2 separate regions of the Homo sapiens genome follow, and region 2 is linked to region 1. A link is a contact called in ENCODE Hi-C or POLR2A ChIA-PET data. All regions are on one chromosome and are shown on one strand. Each heading gives the region's core, a stretch centred on a gene start or an enhancer-like site at or near the end of the contact. The rest is flanking DNA. Distances are from core to core; before and after follow the strand shown. Region 1 holds the start of KHDC1 (KH domain containing 1). Region 2 has its middle 57 kb from the start of EEF1A1-AS1.

The links. Hi-C counts contacts between places; a loop is a spot of excess contacts on that map. ChIA-PET counts read pairs that join two places held with the same protein, here RNA polymerase II (POLR2A). Pooled maps may share reads with other maps.
Region 2: a loop to region 1 is called in a map of CD8-positive, alpha-beta T cell, with 4 times the contacts of the local background. The contact joins the enhancer-like site here to the promoter of KHDC1 in region 1. A Hi-C loop is called at or near these places in 1 of 168 maps with a recorded cell type or tissue (CD8-positive, alpha-beta T cell) and 6 of 50 pooled maps. POLR2A ChIA-PET finds 5 or more read pairs at or near these places in 2 of 52 experiments (GM10248 and activated CD4-positive, alpha-beta T cell).

The regions. Positions count from the first base shown.
Region 1 is chr6:73,261,527-73,265,036 of GRCh38, reverse strand. KHDC1 (KH domain containing 1) reads left to right here and starts at 1,841. Exons shown (of 4, transcript NM_030568.5): 1 at 1,841-2,263. The region is part of intron 2 of LOC122539213 (KHDC1-KHDC1L); the gene reads left to right. It also overlaps the pseudogene KHDC1-AS1. RefSeq lists a silencer at 1,728-1,997.
Region 2 is chr6:73,579,226-73,582,735 of GRCh38, reverse strand. No RefSeq gene overlaps it. Among named protein-coding and RNA genes, the nearest start is that of EEF1A1-AS1, 57 kb to the right of the region's middle. RefSeq lists enhancers at 452-1,294, 1,295-2,138, 1,904-2,233, 1,624-2,823, 2,139-2,982. Within about 2 kb of position 2,260, at least 39 of the 41 ENCODE cell types and tissues checked have a DNase peak (open chromatin) inside an H3K27ac peak, as active enhancers do; they include CD8-positive, alpha-beta T cell, where a contact is called at or near this core.

The sequences.
Region 1 (3,510 bases), core at 592-3,091:
GGCTGAATGACTCCTTTTATCCTAGAGTGCACTAGTCTCTGGGGTATACATGCACTCCTCAATCAGTTCTCAGATGATTCTGCCTCTAAGAGCAGCAGAAACTACAGGTAATCATCTCCGGGCTTACTTGAAGTTGTGTGCTCATTCCAAAATCTGCCTTGCTCACTCAAGAGTCCAGGTATCACTGGCCTTCGAGGTCATTAGGCAGCATCCAGTCTTTGAAGCAAACCATTCCAGGTTTTTGACTCTGCTTTCCTGTCAATGTCAGCTAGAGGAACTCTTCTCCCTGCCTTGGCCCTGGCTGGTCCTGGTTCCACTCTGGCTCATTTGCTTCCACACCTGGCCTATGATACCACATGACTAATTCCTTCCTGTGTGCCTCTGGCCCAGGCTTGCCAAAGGAATGCACTCAGAGCAGCTCTACCTATTCCTGTCCATCAGTTGCTGGTTGCGCACTGGCACTGCACATACCTGCTCCACAGAATCTTAAACCTTCAGGACTCTACCTGCTCACAGGTCCTGGGTTCCTACAGGCGTTCTTCATCAAGGGTGGGGCCACAGCTTTGCCCCAAGAGGGCAACCTGCCTCCTTGTTCCTGTACTGGCTTGAGACTCCTAGGCTGTGTCTGAACTAGCTGATAGGCCAGAAGCTTTAGGATGAAAAGAATACTGGAGGAGTCCTCAAAGTTAGAACTTTTATTGGTGTCTGTGTCCCCTCACTCATCTTAGCTATCTTGACCCTTCCCTACTTACCTTAATGATTTCGTGATTTCAATGAAAAAGACGCAACCTAGATAAGATTGCAAGGTCCCATACCTTCCTGGGGGCAGAGTTGACCTCAGACAGGGTCTTGCTTTGTTGCCCAGGCTGGAATGCAGTGGCGTGATCTCAGCTCACAGCAGCCTCAAACTCTCGGGCTCAAGCAATCCTCCCACCTCAGCTTCCCATATAGCTTGGGCTACAGGCGTGCACCACCATGCCCAGCTGATTTTTAAATTTTTTGTAGAGACAAGTTCTCCCTCTGTTGCCCCAGCTGGTTTCGAACTCCTGGGCTCAAGCGATCCTTGCTCTTTGGCCTCCCAAAGTGTTGGGATTACAGGTGTGAGCCACTGTGCCCAGCCCGACCTTTTGTTAATACTCCCATCTAATTGTCCAAACGGACTTGAACAAAAGAATCTTCTTCCCAATACTGCCAGGGAGGGCAAAATTCTTCAAATTCATGTTTGAGGCCATAAACGAACAGGAGTAAAATGGAATCCGCAGGAAGCAATGACAAGAAACCCAAAAACATTCATTTCCCTCCAGCCCAAGTGGCAGATGGGATCTCAAATACACCACGGTGTGATGCGTGACAGGAGGCATCCACTGGGGATGTGGAGCATTTTAAGTGCCCTGCAGAGGGTGGGCCTGGGTCACCCCCCCCCCCACCGCGACACCCCTCCCCAGGCAACATTCCTGGGGAGTCTGGACCTCCCTTGGTGGACCGACACCCGAGGGTCTCTAGGGTTTTTCACCCCATATCGGGGTGAACTGAAGGCATGGGAAGAGGCAGCCCCACAGCCTGGGTCCCCAAAACCCCCTCCGGGCTGAGAGCAAGAGATGCCGCCTGGAGGCCACTCACCAAGCAGCTCCGCTGGCTCAGCAATGGGGGTCGTCCGGGTCTGGGTCATTGCCACTGGCTCGTCCCTCCTCCCACCCTTGCTTCCTGGACTCAAGAGCTGCTGGGCTCTCTGCGCGCCGGCAGTGGGCTCCGCAGGCTGTCTCCTACACAGAGCAGGCGGGAGGAGGGCTCTGGGTTGCTTCCCGCGCCGCAGCCGCGCGCTTCCGGCGGGGTCGCCGCCACTTCCGCTCGAGCGCGCCTCGCGCGGCCGCGGCGCGAGCCGGGACCCCTGGAAGGGTCGGGTGCGCGGCCCAGGAGGTACCGCTGTCTCCTCACAATCGGCCAGGCCTGCAGCCGCTGCCGCCGCTGCCGCCGCCGCCGCCGCCGCCGCCGCCGCCCTACTCAGGGAGTGGCCCAGGCCTGCGGCGCGCCACCCTCACCTCCTTCATTCCTACCGTCAAAGCCCAGCCTTGGCTACCTGACCCCCCTGTGGTCTCGAACTCGGTTAGTCCGGTGAAGGGACAGAGAAGCCTGGGTTCCCGGCGGCATCACTGAGATGCTCAGTCCTGAATTCTGCCCTCCATTAGGATTATCTGCTTTGTGGGATAATTTCCTCATTGGTTGAGTCAGTGAGTTGCGTGTCTGCAAGAGAGCATCCTATCTGGTGGGTCTTCATCTAGATCTTGCACATTTCTTACTAAGTTCATCCTAAGAATATCTTACAGATAAGGAAAGTGAGCTGCAAAGAAGTGTAAAAACAGGGGAAACAGGAGATAGCAGTATAAAGAGAAAAATTAAAACAGATCGTGTGACTTTCCTCTATTGTTAATTGATTTGGGGACATTTTAAACTTATAGAAAGAAAAGAAACACGGGTTTTGTTGACACATCTCAAAACAAAATGGGTGTAACACCTTTAAAATGTAAACTATTGTGCTGGATATGTTTGTATTATTTTGAAGTCATTTAAAGTAATCGCATGAGGTGTTGCCTGCTGTTGGACCAGTAGTTTCTTTTTAGTATTCAAGCAAAGGCATAGTGAGGAAATAGTAAGAAAAAAAGAAGGAATGCTGTAACAGGAAACAAGGGAAAGGAGGAGCAGAGGAAAAGGGCAGGAAAGGTTTAACATTTACGTAGCACTTGCTATGCACCAGACACTTTTAAGCTCTTTAAATGTATTAACTCCTCTAGTTCTCACCACAGCCCTATGAAATGGGTATACTATTATCACCTCTGGTTTACAAAGAAGGCAAGTGAGGTCAAGAGAGGTTAAGCAACTGGCCCAAGGTTACACCGTAAGTGGCAAAACCTTTGCTTGAGCACATCAATTTGGCCCTAGAGTCTATGCTTTTTTTTTTTTGAGAAGGGCCTCTTTCCTGCTGCCTAGGCTGGAGGGCTGTGGCACCATCATGGCTCACTGCAGCTCCAACCTGCCGGGCTCAATGAATTCTCTCACCTCAGCCTCCTGAGTAGCTGAGACCGCAGGCACATACCACCTTGCCCAGCTAGGCTTTTTTTTTTTTTTTTGAGATGGAGTCTTGCTCTGTCACCCAGGCTGGAGTGCAGTGGTGCGATCTTGGCTCACTGCAACCTCTATCTCCCGGGTTCAAGTGATTCTCCTGCCTCAGCCTCCCGAGTAGCTGGGATTACAGGTGCCTGCCACCATGCCCAGCTAATTTTTGTATTTTTAGCAGAGACGGGGTTTCACCACCTTGGCCAGGCTGGTTTCAAACTCCTGACCTCATGATCCACCCGCCTTGGCCTCCCAAAGTGCTGGGATTACAGGCGTGAGCCACCACTCCCAGCCTATTTTTTTTTTTGGTATTTTTTTTATAGTGACAGGGTTTCACCATATTGCCCAGGCGGGTCTCAAATTCCTGGGCTCAAGGGGTCCGCCCGCCTCGACCTCCCA
Region 2 (3,510 bases), core at 1,011-3,510, 320 kb before region 1:
AGCCTGGGCAACACAGCAAGACTCCATCTCATAAATAAATAAATAAAATAAAAGTGTACAAGTCAGCTGGGCATGATGGAGTGCACCTGTAGGGCTCAGCTACTCAGGAGGCTGTAGAGGGAAGATTACTTGAGCCTAGGAAACATAGCAAGACCCCATCTCTTTTTTAAAAAAGTGTACAATTTAGTGATTTTTTAGTATATTCAGGGTTGTGCAACTATTAAATGTCTAATTACAGAACACGTCATCACCCTGTAAAGAAACCTCATATCCATTCACAGTCACTCTTCATTCCCTCTCTTTTCCCAGTACCAGTCAACCACTAACCTACTTTCCGTCTCTACAGATATGACTATTCTGGACATTTCTTATAGAATATGTGATCTGTTATGACTGGCTTATTTCTCTTAGCCTGTTTTCTAGGTTCATCCTCTGGTAGCATGTATCTGTATTTCATTCCTTTTTTATTGCCAAATAATATTCCATTGAATGGATATATTATTATTTATTTGTTTTTTCATTAGTTGATGTTTCTATTTTTTGGCAGTTATGAATAACACTGCTAGAACATTCACGTACAGGTGTTTTATTCTTTTTTTTTTTTTTTTTTTTTTTGAGACAGGGTCTCACTCTGTTGCCCAGACTGGAGTGCAGTGGTGTGATCTTGACTCATTGCAGCCTCCACCTCCTGGGTTCAAGTGATTCTCGTACTTCAGCCTCCTGAGTAGCTGGGACTACAGGCACATGCCACCATGCCTGGCTAATTTTTGTATTTTTAGTAGAGACGGGGTTTTGCCATGTTGGCCAAGCTGGTCTCAAACTCCTGGGCTCAGGTGATCCACCTGCCTCAGCCTCTCAAAGTGCTCAGATTACAGGCATAAGCCACCACACCCAGACTAGTTGATTTTAGTATATGGTAAGAAATAGGGGTCTATTTGCTTTTTTTTTTTTTCCTGCTGCTGTGTGAGGAGCAGGGCTAACTCATAGGCAGTGTGTCCAGAGACGGTGAGGGGTCTAGTTTCATTCTTCTGCATATGGATATCGAGTTTTCCCAGCATCATTTATTGAAGGAGGCATCCTTTTCCTGGTGTATGTCCACGGTGCCTTTATAAAAAAATGTTGGCTGTAAATGCATGGATTTATTTCTGGGTTCTCTATTCTGTTCCATTGGTCGGTGTCTGTTTTTATACCAATACCATGCTGTTTCAGTTACTATCACTTTGTAGTATATTTTGAATCAGGTAGTGTAATACCTCCAGCTTTGTTCATTTTGCTCAGTATAGCTTTGGCTAGTTGGGGTCTTTATGGTTCCATATTAATTTTAGGGATTTTTTTTCTATTTCTGTGAAGAATGTCATTGGTATTTTTATAGCAATTGCATTGCTATAGATTGCTTTGGGTCATTAAAAATAATAATAACAATCAGAAAAAGAATGCATTGTAAAAAACAAATACAAAAACTCAAGGTCAGCCCCAAAACTTCCGCCTGACTTTAGAACCCCAAATCTAGGGTTTCTGGCTCTTGGGCTTCAGGCTGGAGTGACCCTCCCCAATCCACCCTCAAACTTTACACCTCAGACTGGATGATAAGGTGGCTTCTGTGGCCTACAAAGTGGCCCTTGTTGATATTCATGTCAGCCCACTGGCCATGCCAAATGACCCATATTTACTTGCCAATAAAAACACCAAAAAACAAAACACTGACACTCCTGAAGGATGCCATTCAGCTCACTACTTTCTCCACTCTCTTATCCCAGTGTCAATGTCCATAACTTTCACCATAAGGACTTTGTATTTTAAAAAATACGTTTTAAAGAACCGATTGTTACAGCATAAACACACACGCACACGCACACACACACACACACACACACACCCTGTCTTCAGAAGCTTGGAATACATTACAGATTCACTGCCCTAAAAACCACTCACAGCAGGGATCGTTTTACCCCGGACACCAAAGAAATCCTCCAGATTTGAGCCACTCGGTGGCGAAACACGGACTGTGGGTATTTCCCAGTAGGGTGGGGTGCAGCAAATATTTATAGCTCTCAGGAAACTTGTGTTTGACTCATATTTTAGCTGATTCGTGAATAAGAACTATCAAAGGCTAGATTTTTTTTTCTTTCTTTTTGGTTTAAGGAAAGAAGATGACTAGTGGAGCAACTATTTCTGCGTGACTGCAGAGAGAAAACACAAAGAAAGGAATTTAGAATGACTCAGCCCGGGCGGCGCAGCGGGTGAGGGCCTCGCGAACAATGGAAAGTCACACTGGGGCCTCAGAACCCGGGTCTACACCCTCAGCGTCAGAGGCTGCTGACCGCTGGGGGCAGCAGGGACACTAGGCAAAAAGTGACTTTCTTGTCCCTCATTTCTTGCTTTTTAGCCTAAAATGCAGAACTAGCTCTTAAGATTGAAATATAATTATGATAATTTTGTAAAACTCACAGGAGCTCTGGGACATAAAAGCAAAGGTCCGGGGCCTCATTCCCAGAGGCCAGGGTCATTTGGGCAGCAAATAACAAATGCCAGGAATCCACACATCAACTCGCCTGGGCTGGGGATGGGGGTGGGGGTGGGTAGGACTCTGAGCACGTTTTTTTAACTCACCAGAAAACTTTCTAGAAAAAAAAAAAAAAAGCCCAAGGGCGCCACATGGCTAGCCTTTGCTTCCAGGCCAAGGGTAAAAGTCTTTGCTGTACCTCCAAGAGGCCAGCTTGGACCTCACAGGATAATGAATTTGCCCTTTCTGGCAGGAACAGGAACTCAGAAAAGAAATTGGCCAGAGGCCTGGTGGTTAGGAGATTGTTTCTGAAAAAATGCAATCATCTAATAGAGAATCTGTTGAGCTTAGGGTTTCTTGTGTGGGACTCAGTTACTCTCGAGGAATGTAGCAGCTGCAGCCAACATTTAAAAATCAATAGAATATATAGAATACCCTGTTTTTTTGTTGTTTGTATGTTTGCCAGTGCATGGTATAGATGTCCAGGCTGCGCCCTAAATATCTCCCAGAGGCCCTTCCAGTATCCCCAGGGAGACCAGGTCCACACCCACCCCAAGGCTGGGGCACAGCCCACATGGTTTCTGCAGGTTGCACCCAGGCTCTGCATGTCAAGTGGCACAAGATCTGGAGCACATGCCCTGCTGGGGAAGGGAGGCACCGCCTCTGGCAAATCCCCCCAGCCGGTGCCTCTCCTCCCTATTGTCCTGGCCACTCTGTGCCCTGTCCAGGACAGCTTCCTGCCAGCCCCACAGCCCAGGATGCCATCCAAATTGACAAGTTGCCCTCTAAATCTTCCTTCCTGCCAGGTGCAGTGGCTCACGCCTGTAATCCTAAACTTTAGGATGCCAAGGTGGGTGGATCATGAGGTCAAGAGATCAAGACCATCCTGGCCAAGATGGTGAAACCCCATCTCTACTAAGAATTCCAAAATTAGCCAGGCGTGGTGGCAGTCACCTTTAATCCCAGCTACTGGGGAGGCTGAGGCAGAAGAATTGCTTGAACCCGGA